2 separate regions of the Homo sapiens genome follow, and region 2 is linked to region 1. Evidence: chromatin loops called from intact Hi-C (ENCODE). Cell type or tissue: right lobe of liver. All regions are shown on one strand. Each heading gives the region's core, and the rest is flanking DNA. Links, peaks and the distances in the headings are about the cores only. Region 1 overlaps LOC124902645 (a long non-coding RNA gene). Region 2 overlaps LOC102723370 (a long non-coding RNA gene).

What was found. Hi-C counts contacts between places; a loop is a spot of excess contacts. Peaks named below come from ENCODE experiments on the same cell type or tissue, not always from the same donor. Only the 100,000 strongest peaks of a DNase experiment are listed, where the experiment ranks them.
Region 2: it touches region 1 in a loop (4-fold over the local background); 19 of 110 quality-filtered maps call a loop at or near these places.

Annotation. Positions count from the first base shown.
Region 1 is chr11:22,124,230-22,137,098 of GRCh38, reverse strand. All of the region lies in intron 1 of LOC124902645 (a long non-coding RNA gene), which reads left to right. Among named protein-coding and RNA genes, the nearest start is that of ANO5, 62 kb to the left of the region's middle. In right lobe of liver, for the core only: a CTCF peak has its summit at 6,207 (motif pointing right); no DNase peak of the experiment used is centred there.
Region 2 is chr11:21,926,578-21,939,446 of GRCh38, reverse strand. All of the region lies in intron 2 of LOC102723370 (a long non-coding RNA gene), which reads right to left. It overlaps LOC105376587 (a long non-coding RNA gene), which reads right to left. Exons shown (of 2, transcript XR_931117.3): 2 at 6,712-7,098. Among named protein-coding and RNA genes, the nearest start is that of ANO5, 260 kb to the left of the region's middle. In right lobe of liver, for the core only: a CTCF peak has its summit at 6,173 (motif pointing left); no DNase peak of the experiment used is centred there.

The sequences.
Region 1 (12,869 bases), core at 3,060-11,059:
ACTTATCTATTTTTCCTCTTGTTGTCTGTGCTTTTGGTGCCATATCAAGAAATAATTGCCCAGACCAAGGCCATTAAAACTTTCTCCTGGGTTTCAGTCTAGAAGTTTGCAGTTTTAGGTTTTACATTTAAGGCTTTAATCCACTTTGAGTCGATTTTTGTGTATGATGTAATGGGGTTCAATTTTATTCTTTGCCTATGCCTATCTATCTTACCCAACATTTATTGAAGGGACTATCCTCTACCCATTGTGTATTCTGGATACTCTTGTAAAAAAATTAGTTGACTGTATATGTGGGCTTAATTCTGGGATCTCTATTCTGTCTCATTATTCTATGTATCTGTCTTTCTGCCAGTTCCATACTTTTTAAATTACTTTAGTTTTGTAATACATTTTGAAATCTGGAAGTGTGATGCCTCCAGCTTTGTTCTTTCTCAAGATTGCTTCGGCTATTCTAGGTCTTTTGTGATTGCATATAAAGTTTAGGATTTTAAAAATTTCTATAAAAATGCCATTGGGGTTTCATGGGGGATAACATTAAATCTGTAGATCACATTGGGTAGTACGGACATTTTAGTAATATTATTATAACCCATGAACACAGATTATCTTTTCATATATTGATGTCTTCTTTGTTTTTTTCATCAATGTTTTATACTTTTCATTGTATAAATCTTACACTTCCTTGGTTAAGTTTATTCCTAAGTATTTTATTCTTTTTAATGCTATTGTAAAATGGCATTTAAAAATGTTATTGTGGCACTATTCACAATAGCAAAGACTTGAAATCAACCCAAATGTCCATCAATAATAGACTAGATAAAGAAAATGTGGCACATATACACCATGGAATACTATGCAGCCATAAAAAGGATGAGTTAATGTCATTTGCAGGAACACGGATGAAGCTGGAAATCATCATTCTCAGCAAACTATCACAAGGACAGAAAACCAAACACCGCATGTTCTCACTCATAAGTGGTAGTTGAACAATGAGAACACATGGACACATGGAAGGGAACATCCCACACCAGGGCCTGTTGGGGGGTGGGGGTCTCGGGGAGGGATAGCGTTAGGAGAAATACCTAATATAAATAACGAGTTGATGGGTGCAGCAAACCAACAAGGCACATGTATACCTATGTAACAAACCTGCACGTTGTGCACATGTACCCTAGAACTTAAAAGTATAATTAAAAAATGCTATTATAATGGTATCAGGATAATGTTGGCCTCATAAAATGAGTTTCAAAGTATTTCCTCCTCTTCATTATTTTGACAAAAGTTTGAGAAAGACTGCCGCTAAATCTTCTTTAAATGTTTGGTAGAATTCACCAGTGAACTCTTTACCAGTGAAGTCATCTGGTCCTGGGCTTTTCTTTGTTGGGATGTTTTTGATTACTAATTCAATCTCCATACTAGTTATAGGTCTGTTCAGGTTTTCTATTTCTTCATTATTCAGTGTTAGTACATTGTATATTTCTAGGAGTTTATTCATTTCTTCTAAATTATCCAATTTGTTGGTGTATAATTGTTTATAATACTCTCATATGATCCTTTGTATTTCTGTGATATCAGTTTTAATGTCTACACTTTCATTTCCAATTTATTTGAGTTTTCTCCATTTTTCTTAGTAACTATATGGAATGGTTTGGGCTCTGTGCACCCACCCAAATTTCATCTCAAATTTTAATCCTTATGTGTTGAGGGAGGAATCTATGGGAGGTGATTTGATCATGGGGGAGTTTTCCTCCATGCTGTTCTTGTGATAGTGAGTGAGTTCTCACAAAATCTAATCACTTAAAAGTGTGGTACTTCCCCTTATCTTTTTCTCTTCTTCCAAAGATGTACCTTTCTTCCCTATCATCTTCTGCCATGATTGTAAGTTTTCTGAGGCCTGCCCAGCCATGTGGAATTGTTAGTCAATTAAACCTCTTTTCTTCATAAATGACCTAGTCTCATGTAGTTCTCTGTAGCAGAGTGAAAATGGACTAATACACTATAGATAAAGAACTGTCAGTTTATCTTTTCAAGAAAAACTTTTATTAATCTTTTCTATTGTTTTTCTAGTCTCTGTTTCATTAATTTCTGCTTTAATCCTATTATTTTATTCCTTCTGCTAACTTTGAGCTATGTTCTTTTTTTTCCCCTAGTTTCTGGAGGTATAAAGGTAAATTTATTATTTAATATCTTTCTGCTCTTTTTGCCCCCTAATTTCCAAAACTTGTTAGTTTCTGATTTTTAATGTAGGAGTTAATCACTATAAATGTACCTCTTAAAAGTGCTTCACTGCATTCCATAACTTTTAGCATGTTCTATTTTCATCTTCTTAAGAAATTTTTTGATTTTTAAATTTCTTTATTGTTTCATTTGTTGTTCAGGAATGTATTGTTTAATATGCACGTATTTGTGAATTTTCTGATCTTCCTTCTGGTTTTGGTTTCTAGTTTCAAACCATTGTGGTAAGAAAAAGATACTTGATATAATTTCAATGTTCTTAAATTTGTTAAGATTTGTTTTGTGACCTAACATGTGGTCTATTCTGGACAATTCCCCTTGTATGTTTGTGAAGAATGTCCAGTATTCATCTTCTTTGGGATGAAATGTTCTGTATATGTCTATTAGGACAATTTGATCTCTGGTGTTGTTCTAGTCTACTGTTTCCTTACCAGTTTTCTGTCTGTATGTTCTGTCCACTGTTGAAGATGGGATATTGAAGTCTCTTAGTATTATTGTATTGCTATCTATCTTATTTCATCTCTATAAATATTTGATTTATACATGTAGGTGCTCTAATGTTGGGGGTATATATATTTATATTTTTATATCTTACTGATAAATTGATAATTTTATCATTATTTAATGTTTTGGACTTAACATCTACTTTGTTTCTGTATTTTTCAGATTTCAATTCATTTATTTATTTTTTATTTTTTCCAACTTTTATTTTAGGTTCAGATTTCAGGTACATGTACAGATTTGTTACATGGGTAAATTGTGTGTCACAAGGGTTTGGTGTACAGATTATTTTGTCACCCAGGCAATGAGTACAGTACTCAGTAGATATTTTTCCAACACTCACCCTCCTCCTACCCTCTAACCACAAGAAAGAGGTCTGGTGTCTATTGTTCCCTTATTTTTGTCTACATGTACTCAGTGTTTAGCTCCCACTTATAAGTGAGAACATGTGATATTTGGTTTTCTGTTCCTGTTTTAATTCCCTTAGTATAATGGCCTCTGACTTCATCCATGTTGCTGCAAAAGACATGATTTAATTCATTTTCATGGCTGCATAGTATTCCATTGTGTCTATGTACCACATTTTCTTTTTCCAGTCCATCACTGATGGGCATCTAGGTTAATCCCATGTCTGTGCTATTGTGAATAGTGCTGCAGTAAACATATGTGTTCATGGGTCTTTATGGTAGAATGATTTATATTCCTCTGGGTATATACTCAGTAATGAGATTGCTGGGTCAAATAGTAATTCTGTTTTAAGTTTTTTTTTTTTTTTTGAGAAACCTCTAAACTGCTTTCCACAGTGTCTGAACTAATTTACATTCCCACCAAAGTGTATAAGCATTCCCTTTCCTCTGCACCCTTGCCAGCATCTGTTATTTTTTGAGTTTTTAATCATAGCCATTCTGACTGGTGTGAGATGGTATCTCATTGCGGTTTTGATTTGCATTTCTCTAATGATTAGTGCTTTTGAGCCTTTTTTGTATGCTTGTTGGTGGTGTGTACCTCTTCTTTTAGAGAAGTGCCTGTTCATGTCATTTACCAATTTTTTAGTGGGGTTGTTTGTTTTCTTCTTGTTTGTTTCTTATAGACTATGAATATTTGACCTTTGTTGGATTCATAATTTACAAATATTTTATCCCTATTACAAATACTTTGCCTATTTATTCTGTTGATAGTTTCTTTTGCTGTGCAGAAACTCATTAGTTTAATTAAGTCCCATTTGTCAATTTTTGTCCTTGTTGCAATTGCTTTTGGGGTTTTCATCATGAAAATGTTGCCAGGGTTGATATTCATAATATTTCCTAGGTTTTCTTCTAGGGTTTTTATCCATCGTGAGTTAATTTTTGTATATAGTGACAGGTAGGAGTTCAGTTTTAGCCTTCTGCATATGGTTAGTCAGTTATAACAACATTTATTGAATAAGGTGCCCTGTCCCCCATTGCTTGTTATTGTTGGCTTTGTCAAAGGTCAGTTGGTTGTATGTGTGCAGCTTAATTTCTGGATTCTCTAGTCTATTCCACTGGTCAATGTGTCTGGTTTTGTTCCAGTACCATGCTGTTTTGGTTACTGTATCCTTGTACTATAGTTTGAAGTTGAGCAGTGTGATATCTCCAGCTTTGTTCTTTTTACTTAGGATTGCTTTGGCCTATCACTCTCTCTTTTTGGGTTCATGTGAATTTTACAATAGTTTTTTCTAACTCTGAAAAATATCATTGGTAGTTTTATAGGAATATCATTGAATTTGTAAATTGCTTTGCGTAATATGACCATTTTAACAATGTTGATTCTTCCTATCCATGAATATAGAATGTTTTTCCATTTCTTTGTGTCATCTCTGATTTATTTAAGAGGTGTTTTATAATTCGCATGGTAGAGATCTTTCACGTCCTTGGTTAGCTGTATTTCTAGGTATTTTATTCTTTTTGCAGCTATTACAAATGAGACTGTGTTCTTCACTTGTCTCTCAGCCTGGATGTTATTGAGGTGTAGAAATGCTAACAATTTTTGTTCATTGATTTTGTATCCTGAAACTTTGCTGGAATTGTTTATCAGATCTTCTTTCTTTCTTTCTTCTGCATTGAACAGAGACTTTACTTTTAGCCTATGGGTATCATTGCATGTGAGATGGGTCTTTAAAAGGCAGCATACAGTTGGGTCTTGCTTCTTTATGCAACTTAACCCCTTTGTGCCTTTTAAATGGGGCATTTAGCCCATTTATGTTAAAGGTTAACACTGAAATATGTGGATTTGTTTCGGTCATTGTTTTGTTAGCTGGTTGTAATGTAGACTTGATTGTGTAGTTGCTTTATATTGTCAATAGTCTATGTACTTAAGGGTGTTTTTGTGGTTTATGGTAAGTCTTTCATTTCCATGTTTAGCGCTCCTTTAAGGATCTCTTCTAAGGCAGTTCTGGTAGGAACAAATTCCCCTAGCATTTGCTTGTCTGAAAGGAATCATACTTTCTTCACTTATGAAGCTTAGTTTGGCTGGATAAAAAATTGTTGGTTGGAGTTTCTTTTCCTTAAGGATCTTCTGGCTTGTAGAGTTTCTGCTGAAAGGTCTACTGTTAGCCTGTTGGGGTTCCTTTTTAGGTGTTCTGCCCCTTCTCTGTAGCTGTCTTTAATGTTTTTTCTTCTGCATTGACCTGGGAGAATCTTCTGACTATGCGTCTTTGGGATGGTTATCTTGTATAGTATCTCACACAGATTATCTGGATTTCTTGAATTTGAATGTTGACCTTTCTAGTGATGTTGGGGAGATTTTCATGGACAACATCCTCAAATGATTTCCAATTTTCTTGCTTTCTCTTTCTCTTTCAAAGATGCCAAAGCATCATAGGTTAGTCTCTTTACATAATTCCATAATTCTTGGCAGTTTTGTTCATTTTTTAATTTTATTTTTCTGATTAAGTTGAAGAACCAGTCTTTGAGCTCTAAGATTCCTTCCTCAGCTTGGTCTATTCTGATGTTAATATTTTTGATTGCATTATGAAATTCTAGTAGTGTGTTTTTAAGCTGTATCAGATTAGTTTGTTTCTTTATTAAAATGGCTATTTCATCTTTCATCCTTTGAATCATTTTACTAGATTCTTAGATTTCTTGGATAAGTTTTAACTTTCTCCTGGATCTCAATGATCTTCATTGCCATCAAGATTCTTAATTGTACGTCTGTCATTTCAGCCATTTCATTCTGGTTAAGAACCATTGCTGGAGAGGTAGTGCAGTTGTGTGGAGGCAAGAAGACTCTCTGGATATTAGAATTGCCAGAGTTTTTGCACTGGCTCTTTCCCATCTGTGTGGGCTAATGGTCTTGTAACTGTGGAAAAATTTGAGTACAGTCCCTTGGTTTCATTTCTGCCTGTTTTCAGAGGACTTTTGCAGGGTCTTTATTTATGGCTGAATTCTTGCCCTTGGTTTCACATGGAAGTGTATTAAGAAAATTATTTTTGGTGTTGTAGTTTGAGCTATGATCCAGTAGATGGCACTTAAGCATAATGGCTGGTAGATAGGGTATTATTTTGCGTGGCTCCTCTGTATCTCCTCATTTTTGCAGCCATACCCTTCTCAGTGCTCTGAAACTGTGGACTCCTCTTTCACTCAGGTGCTGGCCACAGATGTCAGCTTGGTACTCCCAGGCTATGCACCGCAGCCTTAGGGTAAGCTCATGCTTTTTGTTTCCTCTTCAGCTTGGGTGCAGCAGAGGCAAGGACCTTGGCATTGACAATGGCAGAGGGCCTGTCACTTGTCTCTGGGAGTTTCACCCCACAGAAACACAGATCCTCTACCAATTAGAATGATAAGCTGGTGATGGGGTAACTGTGATGTAGGCCCAAACTGGAGGTCTTACCTCGTGAATAGCTTGGGGTCAGGGACTCATAGGGAAGAGAGACTGGGCTTCTCTTCACACAGTGGCTGTAGAATTCTGGAGGTGCAAGCAAAGTGATCAGGGTCTTTGCTCTGTAGCACAAGACCAACAAAGACAGGTACCACCACAACAGCAATGACAGAAACCCTGTCAGTTGTTTCTAGGAATTCCTCTCCAGAGAAACACAGAGCCACCACTGACTGAGGTGATCAGAGAGTGGTAGGGCGGCTGCACTGGGAGCCCAGTTTGGGAGGCCCTGCCCAGTGAGGATCCAGAGGGTCAGGGACCTCCATGAAAAACATCTGTCTGCTTTTCCACATGGCAGCTGCAGTATACTGAAGGCCTTTGACAGTTCTTGAGCTCTCAGATCTCCATCATGAGGGCAATAGGATAGGGGCTGTGGCAGTGGCAAACACTGCAAACTTGTTGGTTACCTCTGGGAGCTCTATCAGAGAAATGCAGAGCTGGGACTGGTCTAAATGCTCAGACAAGGGTGGTGATATGTTATGGCTCTGTGTACCCACCCAAACTCATCTTGAATTGTACTCCCATAATTCTCACATGTTGTGGGACTGACCCAGTGGGAGATGACTGAATCATGGGGGCAGCTCTTTCCTGTGCTGTTCTCGTGATAATGAATAATTCTAATGAGATCTGATGGTTTTAAAAATGGATGTTTCCCAGCACAAACTCTCTCTTTTTTTGCCTGCTGCCATCCATGTAGGACGTGACTTGCTCCTCCTTGCCTTCCACCATGATTGTGAGGCCTCACCAGCCATGTGGAACTGTAAGTCCATTAAACCTCTTTGTCTTCCCAGTCTCAGGTATGTCTTTATCAGCAGCATGAAAATAGACTAACACAGTAAATTGGTACCAGTAGAGTGGGGTGCTGCTGAAAAAATACCTGAAAATGTGGAAGTGACTTTGGAACTGTGTAACAGGCAGAGGTTGGAACAGTGTGGAGGGCTCAGAAGAAGACAGGAGAATGTGGGAAAGTTTGGAACTCCCTAGGGACTTGTTTAATGACTTTGTCCAAAATGCTGATAATGATATAGACAACGAATTCAGGCTGAGGTGGTCTCAGATGGAGATGAGGAACTTGTTGAGAACTGGAGCAAAGGTGACTCTTGTTATATTTTAGCAAAGGGACTGGCTGCATTTTGCCCCTGCCCTAAAGATTTGTGGAGCTTTGAACTTGAGGTATATGATTTAGGGTATCTGGCAGAAGAAATTTCTAAGCAGCAAAGTATTCAAGAGGTAACTTGGGTGCTGTTAAAAGCATTCAGTTTTAAAAAGGAAACAGCATAAAAGTTTGGAAAATTTTCAGCCTGACTATGTGATGGAAAAGAAAATCCCATTTTCTGTGGAGAAATTCCAGTCACTGCAGAAATTTGCATAAGTAACGAGATGTTATTCCCCATGACAATGGTGAAAAAGTCTCCAGGGCATATCAGAGATCTTCATGACAGCCCCTCCCATCACAGGCCCGGAGGACTAGGAGGAAAAGATGGTTTCCTGGGCCAGACCCCGGGCTCCCTGCTCTGTGAAGCCTAGGGACTTGGTGCCCTGCATTTCAGTTCCTCCAACCATGGCTAAAAGGGGCCAAGGTACAGCTCAGGCTGTTGCTTCAGAGGGTGGAAGCCTCAAACCTTGGCAGCTTCCACATGGTGTTGAGCTTGTGGGTACACAGAAGTCAAGAATTGTGGTTTGGGAACCTCTGCCTAGATTTCAGAGGATGTATGGAAACACTTGGATGCCCAGGCAGATGTTTGTTGCAGGGGTGGGCCCTCATGGAGAACCTTTGCTGGGCAGTGTGGAAGGGAAATGTGGGGTCAAAGTCTCCACACAGAATCTCTATGGGGCACCACCTAGTGGAGCTGTGAGAAGAGGGCAACCATCCTCCAGACCCCAGAATGGTAGATCCACTGTGCACCTGGAAAAGCTGCAGACACTCAATGCCAGCCCATGCAGGGGGAAAGTAGCCAGGAGGGGGACTATACTCTGCAGAGCTACAGGGACGGAGGTGCCCAAGACCATGAAAACCCATCTCTTGCATCAGCATGACCCTGATGTGAGATGTAGAGTCAAAGGAGATCATTTTGGAACTTCAAGATTTGACTACCCTGCTGGATTTCAGATTGCACGATGCCTGTAGCCCCTTTGCTTTGCTCAATTTCTCCCATTTGGAACAGCTGTATTTACCCAATGCCTATACCCCCATTGTATCTAGAAAGTAACTAACTTGTTTTTGATTGCACAGGCTCATAGGTAGAAGGGACTTGCCTTGTCTTGGATGAGACTTTGGACTGTGGACTTTGGAGTTAATGCTGAACTGAGTTAACACTTTGGGAGACTGTTGGGAAGATATTATTGGTATTGAAATGTGAGGACATGAGATTTTGGAGGGGCCAGGGTTTTGGGGAACCTGCCCTGAAAATCACGTAGGTTCTTTTCTATTTTCCTAAGTGTTGGCTGGCTTGAGAAATAAAGGGACAGAGTACAAAAGAGAGAAATTTTAAAGCTGGGTGTCCAGGGGAGACATCACACATTGGTAGGATCCATGATGCCCCACAAGCCACAAAAACCAGCAAGTTTTTATTAGGGATTTTCAAAAGGGGAGGGAGTGTGCAAATAGGTGTGGGTGACAGGCATCAAGTACTTAACAGGGTAATAGAATATCACAAGGCAAGTGGAGGCAGGATGAGATCACAGGACCACAAGACTGAGGCGAAATTAAAATTGCTAATGAAGTTTCGGGCACCATTGTCATTGATAACATCTTATCAGGAGACAGGGTTTTGAGATCAACCGGTCTGACCAAAATTTATTAGGCGGGAATTTCTTCTTCCTAATAAGCCTGGGAGCGCTATGGGAGACTGGAATTTATTTCATCTCTGCAGACTTGACCATAAGAGACAGGTACGCCCCGGGGGTCCAGTTCAGAGACCTACCCCCAGGTGCGCATTCTCTTTCTCAGGGATATTCCATGCTGAGAAAAAGAATTCAGCGATATTTCTCCCATTTGCTTTTGAAAGAAGAGAAATATGGCTCTGTTCTGCCTGGCTCACCAGCGGTCAGAGTTTAAGTTTATCTCTCTTATTTCCTAAACATTGCTGTTATCTTGTTCTTTTTTCAAGGTGCCCAGATTTCATATTGTTTAAACACACATGCTCTACAATTTGTGCAGTTAATGCAATTATCACATGGTCCTGAGGCGACATACATCCTCCTTGGCTGACAGGATTAAGAGATTAAAGCAAAGACAGGCATAGGAAATCACAAGGGTATTGATTGGGGAAGTGATAAGTGTCCATGAAATCTTTACAATTTATGTTTAGGGACTGCAGTAAAGACGGGCATAAGAAATTATAAAAGTATTAATTTGGGGAACTAATAAATGTCCACAAAATCTTCACAATCCACGTTCTTCTGTCATGGCTTCAGCCAGTCCCTCCGTTTGGGGTCCCTGATTTCCCACAACACCAGGGGTGGAATGATATGGTTTGGCACTGTGTCCCCACCCAAATATCATCTTAAATTGTACTCCTTTAATTTCCATGTGTTGTGGGAAGGACATGGTGGGAGATAATGGAATCATGGGGGTGGGTCTTTTCTCTGCTGTTCTTGTGATAGCGGATAAATCTCATGAGATCTGATGGTTTTATAAGGGGGAGTTTCCCTGAACAAATTCTCTCTCTTTTTGCTTGCTGCCATCCATGTAAGACATAACTTGTTCCTCCTTGCCTTCCTCCATGATTGTGAGGACTCCCCAGCCATATGGAACTGTAAGTCCATTAAACCTCTTTCTTTTGTAAATTGTCCAATCTCAGGTATGTCTTTATCAGCAGTGTGAAAATAGACTAATACAGGTGGAGTGGCTGCATCGGGGTCCCAGGCCAATGGGCTTTGCCTGTTGATGTGCAGCAGAGGTGAAGTCTATAGTCCATCTACTCAGCACCAAGGATGCAGCTCCTATCCTGAGAGCGCATGAGATAGGCTGGCCTCCCTTGTTGTTTGGAGCTATGGAAGCTGGCTTCAGGGTACTTAGGGATCTAAGACCATTGGGGCTCCATGTAGGCTTCAGTGGCAGATCTACCCAGCTTTCACAAAACTCTCCATGTTAGTCTGGAGGCTCTAAAGAGGAGGTCAAGGGGATCTTCTGTGCTAAGGATTTCAAAGACTCATGGCAGAAGTATGGGTCCTGAGATGCTCTTGCTCACTTACTCTATCCTCTTGGTGGGGAGCCACTCTTGGTGCCATGCCAATCCTGGGTGTGTGCTTTTCCTGCCTTACTTCTCTCTGAGCTCCATGGGTCACTATTGCTTATTTGATAAATCCCAACATTACCTCCTGGATAATCCATTTGAAGAGCTAGTGTTTACTTCTCATTCTATCTCCTCTCCATGAGAGTGGCACACAATAGCTGCTTCTAGTCAGCCACCTTGCACCTCCTCTGTGTTTGTTTAAGTAAAGCCACCCCAGCAATCTTTTGTTTACCATTTGCATGAAATACCTTTTATTCTATCCCTTCACTTTTAGTCTGTGTGTCCTTAAATCTCAAGTGAGTCTCTGGAAAACAGCATATAGTTGGGTCTTTTTTTAAAAAAAAAATCTATTCAGTCACTCTATGTCTTTGGATTAAGAATTTTAAACCATTTATGTTTAAAACAATTTTTGCTAGCAAAGGACTTACTATTGCTATTTTGTTTGTTTGTTGTATTAGCCTGTTCTCGCACTGCTGATAAAGATGCCCGAGACTGGGCAATTTACAAAAGAAAGAGATTTAATACACTTACAATTCTGAGTGGCTGAGGAGACCTCACAATCATGGCAGAAGGAAAGGAGGAGGAAGTCATGTCTTACATGGATGACAGCAGGCAAAGAGAAAGAGCTTGTGCAGGGAATCTCCCCCTTATGAAACCATCAGACATCGTGAGACTTACTCACTATCACAAGAAAAGCATGGGAATGACCTGCTACCATGATTGAATTACCCACCAGGTCCCTCCCACAGCACATGTAAATTCAAGATGAGATTTGGTTGGGGACACAGCTAAACCACATCATTTGTCTTATAGTTCTTTTGCTCCATTTACATCTACACTTTTAATTCCTCTCCTATTTTATGTTATTTACATCATAATTTACATATTTTTATATTATGTATCCATTAACATTTTTTAGTTATGTTCTTAATACTTTCGTCTTTTTACTTTTATACTAAAATAAAAAATGATTTAGATACCCTCATCACTTATTACAGTATTCTCGACTTTTCTGTATTTTTACATTTATATAGAAAGTTTATACTTTCATATGTTTTTGTGTTACTATTTAGCATCAGTTTGTTTTGACTTATAGAACTCCCATTAGCATTTCCTGTAAAGCATATCTAGTGGTAAAAAACAAAGAAAACACTATCATTTTTTGCTTGTCTGGGAAAGGCATTCTTCATTCATCATTTTTAGAAGACACTTTTGCCAGATTTAACATTCTTAGTTGGCAGAGTTTTTTTTTCTTCTTCAGCACTTTGAATATATCCGCCCTTTTCCTTCTGGCCTGCAAGGTCTCTGCTGAGAAAACCACTTGGTAGTCATACAGGGACTCTCTTGTGCATGAAGAGTCACTTTTATTTTGCTACATTTAAAATTTTGACTTTGTTTTGTCTTTTGATGATTTGATTATCATGTATCTTGGTATAGGATTCTTTGGATTTATCCTATTCCAGGCCTGTTGACCTTTTTGAATTTGGATGTCCATTCCTCTCCTCAGATTTGGGGAGATCTATCAATCTGTCTATCTATCTATCTATCTATCTGTCTATCTATCTATCTATCTATCTATATATCTATCATCTATCTATCTATCATCTATCCATCCATCTGTAGATATAGATGGATAGACACTATATATAATATCTATAGATTATATATAGATTATAGATTTTATATAGATTATATCTCTACTTATCTCTATATATTTATCTATCTATATAGATAGATATCTCCCCTAATCTGAGAGGCTTATATATATATAGTTTGTATAACTATATATATAGTATAACTTTATATAAACTATATACATAGTTTATTAGAGTTATTTGAGTTATAATATTTAGAGTTTTAATTATTAGAGTTTTAATACTCAGAATGCAATCTTACATTTTATTTACCTGAGTTCATATTATTAGTGTCTCCCTTTCCCTACTGCTATTGTTTGGATATTTGATCCTCCAAACCTCAAGTTGAAATCTGATGCCCAAT
Region 2 (12,869 bases), core at 2,505-10,504, 200 kb after region 1:
CAGTTTATTATAATTCAATGTTCACACCAGGAGAGGTTGAGAAGACTAGAGGCTACATAGCCCCTGCTCACAACCTTGGGGCCAAAGCAAGAAAGTCATGAAGACAAAAGCAGGCCACTGGCTCTACATTCATATCCGGATGCATTGTCATTTCAACAATGTCCATGATTTCTTCACCAGGAGGAGATTCCATCTCAATAAATCACTTTCTTTGCTCTTTCATAAGAAGCAACTCCTCATCCCTTCAAGTTTTAGTATGAGACTGCAGCAATTCAGTCACATCTTCAGACTCTACTTCTAATTCTAGTTGTCTTGCTATTTCTATTTAATACCACATCTGCAGTTACTTTCTCCACTGAAGTCTTGAATCCCTCAAATTCATTCATGAGTTTTGGAATCAACTTCTTCCAAACTCCTGTTCATGTCGATATTTTGACCTCCTCCCATGAATCATGAATTTTCTTAATGGCATCTAGAATGGTGAATTCTTTCCAGCAGGTTTTTAATTTAATTTGTCCAGATCCATCACACAAATCACTCTTTATGGCAGCTATAGCCTTATGAAATATATTTCTTAAATAAGAAATGCCTTTGAGAGTTGAAAGACTTGAAAGTAGAAATTACTCTTTGATCCATGGACTGCAGAATGGATGTCCTTTTAGCAGACATAAAAACATTAACTTTTTTGTTCATCTCCATCAGATCTCTTGGGTGACTAGGTGAATTCTCAATAGCAGTGATATTTTGAAAGGATTTTTTTTTTTTCTGAGCAGTAAGTATTAACAGATAGCTTAAAATATTCAGTAAACCATGATGTAAATAGATGTACTGTCATTCAAGCTTTGTTCTTACATTTGTAGAGCACAGGCAGAATAGATTTAGGGTAATTTTAAAGAGCCCCAGGATTTTCAGAATGGTAAATGAGCATTGAGTTCAACTTAAAGTCACCAGCTGCATTACCCCCTAAGAAGAGAGTCAGCCTGTCCTTTGAAGCTTTGAAGCCAGGCATTGACTTCTCCTCTCTATCTATGAAAGTCATAAATGGAATCTTCTTCCAATATAAGGCTGTTTTGTCTATATTCAAAGTCTGTTGTTTAGCATAGCCCTCTTTATCAATTGTCTTAGCTAAATTTTCTGGATTACTTACTGTAACTTCCACATCAGCATTTGCAGCCTCACCTTGCACTTTTATGATATGAACAAAACTTTATTCCTTTAACTTATGAACTGACCTCTGCTAGCTTCAAGTAACTGAAGGCAAATTAAAGAATCACATCAAGTTATGATTATAGCACAAAGGAGTTGAGTAGGAACAAAGCTATATTTGATTAAGGAACTCACACCAGACAGGAATTCAAATATACAAACACAAATGCCAAGAACCAGAAATAGTAAATAAGAAGGGTACTATAATAAATGCTGCGAATATATGATTGCTGTTCTTTCTCCTCTCAGCTTTTCTGAGAGACACCAAGTTTATATAAAGAAAGAATTATAACAACGTATTGTTGGCTACTTTCTTTGTATATGTATCACAAAGTCATCATTTTGTCAATCAAAAGGTTTTTTTTTTCACATAGTCTACTAAAGTAGGAAAAGTGAGACTATGTTTAATTTTAAAAAATTATTGTGGACAGAGTATGGGTTTATAATTAAAGCTATCAATGACGTATTTGGTTTTCTCTGCAATGAATCAAACTTTCACAAGCAGTGAAAAAATTACCAATGCTGCATAATTAGACAGAAAAGGATAAAACCATATTTAAATACTTTGTTTTCAACCACTGTCAAGATCCATTAATAATAAAGACCACATGTACATAGCATTCCCTATATACCCAGCAGCATTCTGAGTGCTTTCCGTTTATTAATTTCTTTAATCTTCAAAACTCTCTGAGGGAGAAACTGCTGCTGTATCTTTTTTTTTTTTCTTTTTCTTTTTTTTTCAGATGAGGAAACTGAAGCACGGACAAGTTAAGTGATTTTTCCAACATCACACAGACACGAAATGGTGGGAGTAGAATTTGAACTCAGGCATTCTGGTGTGAAGGTCTGCACAGTTAAACACTAGGCTATCCATTTTAAGATTTTTTCTTTAAAATAGTGTTGTTATGTAGGCTCTGAGACAAATATTTTGATAAAGTCACATAAATATGGTGAAGAAGCATTTTCTGAGCATTCAGGATGTCAGTAAAAGAAAGACGTATAGATATTCTAAAGTTTCTCTCCTTCATTCCATAGATGATAAAAAACAAAGGGCCAGGAATTGATTTTTATTCAAGATCATGTTACTGCTTAATAGCAAGGCCTAGGGTTGAATTCCAGGTTTCCTGGGTCTTAACCTCACATTTAAAAAAAATCCATACCAAAAAGAAAAAGTTGCAAGAAAGATTTTCCATTGCAATTTTCAGTTCAGCAAAAGAATGACACTGCCTTGTTCTATAATTTAAATCAAATCTCACTTTATTTCAATTACCCATCCTGGATATGGAAAATAAATAAGGAAGGATTCAGCTAAAAAGAGAAGAGAAGAGCCACAGGTAATGCTGCAGAAAGATCAAGGCAAATGAACAACAAAAGAAAGCATTGGAGTTTTGGGGGGGACAACAACAGAAAAGTTTATTGAGAAGTTTACTGAGGACATCATATGAGTTTTCTAGGAGGAAGACAGAGGAACATTTCAGAAGTCAAGCCCAGCTGTTATAGTGGGAGAAGTGAGTAGGTATGGAAACTAGACTTCCCTTCTGAATATATGAGTATATAAACTGGAATGATCTTGAAATTTAGATATGAGGAAATTAAGATTTACATCCAAGTGCAGTTCACTGCCTATGTACAAGAATCCAGACATTAACCAGTGTTTATAGACTGGTTCCTACATGGTAAGTATCAGTAAAAAAGAGGAGCTAAGGGTATCTCTCAACTTCTTCAAAGTTATTTTTCCATAATCCTATTGTATCAAGTCAATAAGAGGAGTCACAACACTTTTAATGAAAATTTAAAATAGAAGTAAATTCTCTTCCTTTTTTTTTTTTATCAACAGGGATCATTTTGGTTAAGTCACTGCCTTTCAGGGTTCAAGTGAAGTTTAAGTTTTATTACTTCCAGACTTTTCAGAACATTTAATATTGTGATGTCCATTATCCGAGAGACCTAGAGCATGCACATTTGCCCAAATCTATTTGATCAGGGGAACTCTTTTTAGAAAGACTAACCTGTTGGATGTTATGTTTTCAGCACATACTTCAGAAAACTCATCCAGAAATAATTCACTTTTACATCATTCAAAAATTGTTATACACTTATTTTTCTGTTTTCTCACTGGACTTGGATTTTCCATATGATGTGTGGTCATCTTTCCAACAAGTTAAGTGTGAACACCATCCCTACCTCTTCACATTTCTAGTTCAATATCTTGAACTAGAAATTATCAACTTTAAATATTTAAAATCCAGTAATGTCTCATAGTTGAACAGCTTTGTCTTCTCCTTTATCAATCATGCACTGTGCAGGCGCTTTTATCAAAGACCATGTGAAAAGTTCAGTGTTGTCTTTCTGCTTCCTGGGCACAAAGTAGCCAATTCTGGAAGTGAAGTCTTTCCCTTTATGGTTTCCAATGCAAAGGCAGCACCTATCAGGCCCCTGGTTTGTGACATGGCTCCTGTGTGTGACAAAGTTTGACAGATCACCTAGTAGCAGCAACCACCTACCTTTCACAGTTGTGCTGAGTTTTGGTGCGCAAGACATCTTCTTTTTGCAGTTTTCTTCTAAATTTCTTAGCTTAATATTCAAATTTCAGCCCCATTTTCAGTCTCAGTCTCCCTTTTCAACCTGTCTCCAAGGACTCGCTTTGATTTTTTGGATTTTTTTTTTTTTTTTTTTTTTTTTTGAGACATAGTCTCGCTGTGTCGCCCAGGCTGTAGTGCAGTGGCGCAATCTTGGCTCACTGCAAGCTCCGCCTCCTGGGTTCACGCCATTCTCCTGCCTCAGCCTCCCGAGTAGCTGGGACTACAGGCGCCCGACACCACGCCCGGCTAATTTTTTTTTTGTATTTTTAGTAGAGACAGGGTTTCACTGTGTTAGCCAGGATGGTCTCGATCTCCTGACCTCGTGATCCGCCCGCCTCTGCCTCCCAAAGTGCTGGGATTACAGGCGTGAGCCACCGCGCCCAGCCATGGACTTTTTTTTTAAAATTGATTTATTGAGTCATTAATTCATCCAACAATTGTTTTCTACCATAGGTGTTGTGATGAATAGAGACAAATATGGAGCCTGCCAGCTAGAAGCTTTGGCTTGGTAGGAAGAAAACGACATGCAGAAAACATTCGCTGGATATATGGTAATAGATAAGAAGTACTATTAAATAGTAGGAGGTAAGGTGTCATCTGAGTTGAGAGGAAGACTTCTAAATGGGGCATTTGAGAAGGCTTTATAGAAGAAGTTACATTTGAGATGATCCTGGGTCTCCAAAAATTTCTGAGCATCTACTATGTGCCAGCTTGAGATTACATTCATGACTAGCCTCAATAAAACGAATAACACTTACTGCATGCCATGTACCCTCTCAGCGCCTTTTCTGTGTTCTCTCTCACAACAATTGCAGAAAGTATGGACTATTTTATTCTCATTTTGCAAATAAACAGACTCATTCATTTAATTTGTCTGCAGACCCTCAGTTAGTAAGTGGTAAAGACAGGATTTACATCCAGGAAGCATAGGTGCAGGTTCCATGTCCTCACTACACTGTAGTAGATTAAACTATGTTCCCCCTTCTATGGTCCTGGATCTCACGGTGGTCAGTCTAATACAAGAGACTATTGTTAGACAGTCTAGCACACGAGACTAGACTAGTACATAGGCAACTATAATATAAATTTATGGGATAAAATATGGGACATGCAAAGCATTTGGGAGCAAATAGGGAGGGCAACTAGCCCGTCATGGAAGATCATGGAAATGGCCATGTCTATTCTGAAACCTGAATTATAAGTTGGAGTTTGTCAGGCAAAAGAGAGAATAAACAAAAGAGGAAGTTGGGATGGTCAGAGTGAGTGTTTCAATAGAGAGGATAGTATGCATGAGAGCCCATAATAAAGGAGCATTGGCAGATGAGGGAACTATTTAATGTGACTCCAGGACAGAGCTGTGGCTATAACAATTATTGCACAGATTAGTTGTGAGAATTAGATAAACATACACACACACACATATATATATGTATATATGCCTTGCTTAGCCTTAAGTCAGTAGTTATGACAAATTCATGCTCAATTTCTTTTGTGTGTTGAGGGTTCCCTTGATCATGAGTCAATAAAAGTCATCTGAAACTGTGCTGTGAGTTACTTTGCAGTCTAAAAGCAAACTTCGTAAATGTGGAAAATCAAGAAAAAACCACTGATTAATTTTTTTCCAGGAAAAATGTAAGACAAAGAACATTAACCCAAAGCAATATTTTGAGCCACATCTTCCCTCTAAAGAGGTCAAGTAATGCTAAAAGAAAGGAAAAAAGGAAGAAGAGGAAGAGAAAAAGGAAGACAAAGAAAGAATATATACAACTTGGACAATGATATAGGCCATGAAAGGAATCTTGACCCTGTGACACTGCTGATCTTCAGGGTGTGCTATGCATATTGTAATCTATGAAGCTGTGCAGTGCACAACCTGTAGTTCAATATATGGTAACACTGTGCCACAAGTGAATATAAAATGTAGCCATGTTGTAGTCCATTTTGGGGAGAAGTTTCTGACTCAGTGATGATCAATACTAGAGTGAGTTAGACTGAAAAAAAAAAAAAAAAAAAAAACAAGATCCCCATCACCAGAAGTTTCCAAGTAGAGGTAGGTGTACCTTGTTCTACTAGGGATGTCACACGAAGGAGAGAGGCTGAGCAAAGTTATCTAAGACTTGTCCTGACTCATTCTAAAGTTCCATGTTCCCATGATATTTATATGTCTTTTGACTTTTTTCTTTTAAATGTGTGTGTATAATTAGAACATATTTTTAATGTAGAATATATAGAAAAGTAAAAAAATAAAAAATGTTTCTTTAATTGTGTAATGCACTACTTATACTTCACAAATGTTAACCAAAATACATATGCCACGCCAACTTTTTGGAGCATTTTCTTCCAGTTCATATTTGCTGCTCATTTGCTGATTTTTCCTCCCCCTAGTGGCAATCAGATAACACTAATCCTATTTTCCCCATTCATACTATTTGGATGTATTACCAATAATTGAAAATATTTTAATGGTTTCATTTAACTTTATGGAAAAGTTACTTACACATCTGCAAAGTGAGGGCTTCTCTGTTGTTTCAAAAGCCTATTAAGTTATCTAAAAGACCTTAATATTAAATACACTTAGATTTTGTAGTTGTTGATCAATGTGCCTGTCTTAGCTACTGAGACACAGCATTTTCGTCATAAAAGGCAGCAATTATGACATTCTGTAATGCGGCGGTCCCTAACCTTTTTGGCACCAAGTACTGATTTCATGGAAGACAATTTTTCCAACGGCTGGGTTTGGGGGTGGTGGGTTCAGGAATATTCAAGCACATTACATGTATTGTGCATTTTATTTCTATTATTATCACATGGTAATACATAATAAAATAGTTACACAACTCACCGTAACATAGAATCAGTGGGAACCCTGGAATTTTTTTCCCTGCAACTAGATTGTCCCAAATGGGGGTGATGGGAGACAGTGACACCCCAAGTGTGTTGCTTATGTCCAGTCTACTCTGTAATCTTATTTTGGTTGCTGTCACTGCAGAAAACCCTGCTTCACAAAGATAGGATGTTGGAAATAGAAGCAGGTTTTTCAGTGCTTTCGTGGCAATCTCAGTATATTTTGCCTTGACTTTAATCCAGAATGTGTAAAGACTTGAAGTTGTCTCAAACATACTTTTAAGGCCACCTCGATTTGCGATTTCAAGCAGTTGATCCTCTTCCAGCACAGACAAAGTCAATTCACCTGGCTTATTCACAAATGGGTTGCAGATCCATTCCTTCCCAGTTGTGGAGGTGGGTCTTTTGTGGTTGGGAAATAATGTTCAGACTCTCTTGAAAGCTGAGATAGGTGATCATGCACCAGCTGGAAGAAAGAAGGCCCTGGCTCAGTATCTTTCAAAATTTCTTCTAATTTTTGAAACATGTCAAAAATCCCAACATTCGCTCATTGCCCCCATTAATTCCAGTTTGGCATTGGATGCAACCACTTTATATGCAGACTTGAACACAGTTGTAATTCTCCCCTGAGGTGACAGATTGAGTTCATTGAGCAGGTTGAATATGCCATCAAATAAGCAAGTCTTGTGACCCATTCTGTGCCACTAAAATGTGCTACTCAAAGACTCTGGCCAGTGATCTACCTTTAGAAAGCCATCTCACTTCTGCGTATACGAGAAGACGTATGCGCTCTGCGTCCATATACTCACAGAGCTGCGCAAACAGAAGTGAGTTAAGGGGATGTACTTTAATGCGGTTGATGATTTTAATCACATACTGGAAAACGTTGTTAAATTTAGGTGACATTTTTTGGCTCATCAGCATTTCTCTGTGGATGACCCAGCGTGTAGACTCACATTAAGAAGTGACCTCTTTGACCCAAGTAGCGAAACCAGAAAGCCATCCAGTCATGGCAGCCACTCCATCTGTGCATATATCAATACCATATGACCAACTCAGTTTCCTGATACGTAATTACTCAAAGACTTCAGTAGTTCTGCAGCTGTGGTGTTGGTTGGCAACAGAAGTGCACATATCATACACATCCTCCTGAAAAATATATTGTACAAAAACAAGCCTTGTTGCTTTGTTGTCAACATCAATAGACTCATCAACCTGGACTGCATACCACAGTGACTCACTAATCCTCTCTAACAATTATGCCTCAATATCTTCTGCTATTTCATCAATTCATCTAGTTATGGTGCTAGCTGAAAGAGGAACATGTGCCACCTTTGGAACTGCAGCCTCTCCTAAAAGTTCACAACAAATGTACTTAGCAGCAGGCAGAATCAACTCTTCACCAATAGTAAAAGTTTTCTTAGCTTCAGCAGTGCGATTAGCTACTAAGAATGATGCTCTCAGTGCACACACATTTGATGAAGTGGTGGCCTTCAATAATTGCGTCTGTTCTTTGTGTTTGTATTTTTCTTTTGAAAAACTTCAAAGGTGTGCCTTTTAATGCAGGGTGCTTAGTCTCCATGGGGCACAGCTGTTTTGAAAGTTTTATGGCTTCACTGAATAGCCGATTGCCATATATGATACAAAGCGGGCTTGGACAAGGTGAATCTCCTGTTGCAATGAAACCATAATTTAAGTAGAACTCTTGGTATTTTCTTTTAAATGCAGCTTTCTTTTTGTTGGCAGTTTTAGAGTCTTCTGCTGTCTCATCATTGGGTCTTTCCCCTTTTTCATAGAAGCTCTGTAGGGACGTTTGTTTTTTACTCATTTTAGCTAGGGTTAGCTTGCGGGCTTACCAACACCATGACAGAGACAAGTGCACAGTGTGGAAAAGAGGCACGAATGGAAGTGGTAAATAAAATAATGTGCAGGCCATCTGCAGACTAAAATAAGTGTCAGATTGTGACTTAAAGCCTGCCACCAGATGCAACAGACAATTGAAGTACATCAACTCACTTGCCAATATAAAGCCTGCTACCAGATGCAGCTTGTCACTTGCCACACACTTATTGTGTTTTGATATGAGTCTGTAAGCAATTGATTTATGATGGTCTCTGTGTAGTCAAACCTCTCTGCTAATGTTAATCTGTATTTGCAGCCACTCCCCAGTGCTAACATCACCACCTCAGCTCCACCTTAGGTCACTAGGCATTAGATTCTCAAGGAGCATGCAACCTATATCCCTTGCATACACAGTTCACAATAGGGTTTGTGCTTCTCTGAAAGTCTAATGCTGCCACTGATCTGACAGGAGGCAGAACTCAGGTGGTAATGCCAGCAATGGGGAGTGACTGTACATACAGATGAGGCTTTGCTCGCTCACTCAATGTTCACCTCGTGCTGTGTGGCCTGGTTCTTGACAGGCTCCGGTCCTTGGCCCTGGGGTTGGGGGCCCCTGCTGTAGTGGAATGAATGGTGGTCCCCAAAAACATACATTTATTTTCTAACCCCCAGAAACTGTTAATGTGACTCTATTTGGAAAAAAAAAATATTTTTACATATATAATTCAGTGGAAAATCTTGAGATAAGATTATCCTAATTTATCCAGGTTGCCCTAAATTCAATGACATGTATTCTTATAATAAGCAAATGAAGAAAAAGGCACAGCCATTGAAAAGAAAGCTTTGTGAAGACAAACCCAGAGATTGGAGTTTGGCAACCATAGCCAAGGAATACCTGAAGCCAGTAGACAGTGGAAGAGGGAAGGAAGGATTCTTCCTTAGAGCCTCCAGAGGCAGTGGGGCCCTGCCAACACCTTGATTTCAGACATATGGCTTCCAGAATTGTGAGACAAGAGACTTATGTTGTTTAAAGCTGCCTGTTTGCAGTGGTTTGTTATAGCAGCCACAGGAAAATAACACGTTCTTATATGTATTGTATCAAAATCACAACTGCCAATTGGTCATTTTTACCTGAGTAACACAAAAAATATCTTCGAATGTTAGTTTGAAGCTACCTGGCCTAAATTTTCTTAATTTTGACATTCAGTTTTAAGATGTTGCTTCTGAAATGTCATTTGCTTCCAACAAATAAAGTTTCTCTTTGCTCTGGAGATTGAAAGTACTCACATATAGGGTTGTGAAGAAGTTAAAATCTGATGCCAGCATGAGGGAAAATGCAAGGAGCCCCGGCAGAAAAACATAATATTTGAAGCAATGTCTGGATTATTTAATAAAATGTAGGACTTTCTCTTTCTTTCGCCCATTTCTAAATGTTTACATACAAATAACAACCCAACTTGATTATTGACTACGTATCCTTATCATTTTCACTCATGCAGAGCAGTGTTTCCTATAAATATTTATGGAAAAATTGTTCTTTTATGCACTTAAAATCCTTGCTTGATGGTCTTGAGTTGATTTCTGGCACTGTTCAATGTCAAGGGCACTGCAGTTTCCTCTGAACAAAACATCCTGGTTATCTGTAAAAATGCAGCTGCAGATGCAGGCTTTGCAGTGTTAGATCAAGAAGGCCAGCATTTCACAGAATCCTGAAAGTTGACAGATGGACACACAGACACACTCATACAGATGCACATGCACACATAATCTTCTACATACCAGTCTTTGTAGCTACGTTATTGTAGGTGGAGTATCTTGAAGCATGTAAGGAGAGCCACAGTACTGCATGTGTGCATGCACAATGTTTTTGGTTGTATTGACACACAGATGTGTCTTCAAATACCATGCAATCTTTTCAGACACTGGTAAGTAATAAGTAAGTGACACTTCTATTACACTGATTGACATTTCATTATCTAAATGCTTTGCCTTCTTTTTGCTTTGGGAATATTAGTCATCAGTTCCTCAAAGCAATTACACTGTCTGTGTTACTCCAGTTATTCAAAGGGCATCGGGGGATTATTTAAAAAAAATACTAAAATAAAACAAGTCCTTAGAATAATGTCCTGAGCTCAGAGAATTCGGCCACTGGAAAATAAATAAATAAATAAATAAATAATCTTGCAACTCCTATGTTACTTGAAGTTAGGAAAGGCAAATAAGTTATTTCAATCAGTGTCTCACCAGTGAGGTACAAGAATTGGGCAAGATCAATGAGATTTTTTTTTCCAGAAGTGAAAGTTGTGATTTTAAGAGTTGATGACACCTGTCATTATGCTGAATATGAAACTTTTATCAAAGTGTAGTTACCTCTCCTAACCTCATACCTTAGGAATAAACTACTATTTAGTTTTGCATAGCTGTATATTCAGGATGTCTTAAAAATTTCTAGAAGTATCTCTTTTGCTATTAATATTTCTCTTCTTGGTAGCTTCATAGGACATAAAAAAACATTATATTTCTTTGGTTCTAGGGTTATTATTGAATTTTTAAGTATGTTCAAATTCACTCTGTAATGATCTATATAAAGTGAAAGCACTGGGAGAATGAAAATACACATATAAACAATACACAAATGTGAAAGATGGATAACAGTGCATGGCATCAGGCTTGTGGGTTGATACTGGAATTTATTTAAGTTATGGTCACAAGTATAATGATGAGAAATCAAGAGGAAGGGACTGACCCAAAAGGGAGGCTCTTACCTAAGTTTCAATACAGGGCATAAATCGAGCAGCCTAGAGCAAGGACTTATGTGAAGGTGAGTATGTGCCAGAAAAGATACAACTGTAGAATGCCGGAGCTAATTGGGCCCTAGAGATCATCAAGTCTAGCCCCTTTCATTAAGACAACAAAAACTAATTTACTTTTTACTATCAGTTAGATGCTGAGTATTTAATGGTAAGCTGGAATAACAAGGAAGGCCCCCCTGCCTTCACTCATAATACATAATCAACCACGGGGAAAACATGGGCTCAGAAAGGGGAAGAGACTTGCTCCAGGTCATCCATCTCATTTGTACTGAGTGAATTCTACAATCTGGGTCTCTGGAATTCTTGAAATGGCTGCCAATAGCTATTAGGCAATAGCACTTATGGGTCACTGCCAACTACCTGACATTCAAATGCTTTGTCTTTTTAGCTGAATAAATTACGTGGCCTGGGCTATCCTTCCCTAAACCTAACTGAGCTACCTACATAGTTTCATGTTCACAAGGCACGTGGTCATCAAAGCCTTAACTGAAGATGACAGATTCAGCAACTAACTGTGCAAGCACAACTTGCCAAAAACTACTCCAGCGTCTAGCTTGACTGCACCCTAACCATCTATCATCAGAGATTTCAACTGCTAACTTTTTAAATTTTTTAAAAATTTTATTTATTTATTTTTTGAGACACGGTCTCACTCTGTTTCCCAGGCTGGAGCACAGTGGCATGATCATAGCTTATTGCAACCTTGACCTCCTGAGCTCAAGTGATCCTTCCACTTCAGCCTCCCAAAGTGCTGAAATTAGAGGTGTTAGCCACCATGACCAACCTCAACTGCTACCTTTTTAATACATATTTCTTCCAAATGACCTACACCTTGCAAAGAGCTCTCATGTTGCTGATATGCAGTTGCTTTTGGAGTGAATACATAAGTTTACTGAATATCCCATCTATAAAATAAGTTGCATAAGTTTACTGACTATCCCATCTATAAAATTTTCCAAATGACACGTTGGTAGATATTTAGAAGTGAAGTAACTCAGTTTTAAAGACAGTTGATAGCTTTTTCCTTGGGTCTGAGTCTGTGTGCTCTTGTGTAGGGAAAAAAAGGGTGGTTAAGGACTGGCGGAAAGGTCTCCCTGTTAAAAATATTTTCTCAGACATACTAATCACAGATCATTAGAATTGGAACATTTGCCCCATTTCCTTATGTTATATTTGAGGAACATCATACACAGAATTCAAGTGACAGTCACTTAGTGACAGAGCCCAGGAATTAAGTGGATATTCTGGTGTTAATCCCAGTGTTCGTTCTGTGTTCCACTGTTGTTGGTTATTTCTTCAAAATTATACATTGCCTCACATAGACAATCTCACTGTTCATGCTAAATTGAATGCAAGAGAGATTAAATATCATTGAGAAGATGTTTTGGTGCTAAGTGTCCGTAACACCAACTGTCATTGGCGGATACCAGCCATCCTTGCTTAAGTACAGGTCTAGTTCTTCACTGAGAGACACATTAAAATACATTTTAAATGAGTACTTGACTTTTTATTTTTATCCAAGCAAAAAAGCTCTCAAAGAGAGTAGTCAACATATATAACTAAGTTACATTAGCCAGCCCTT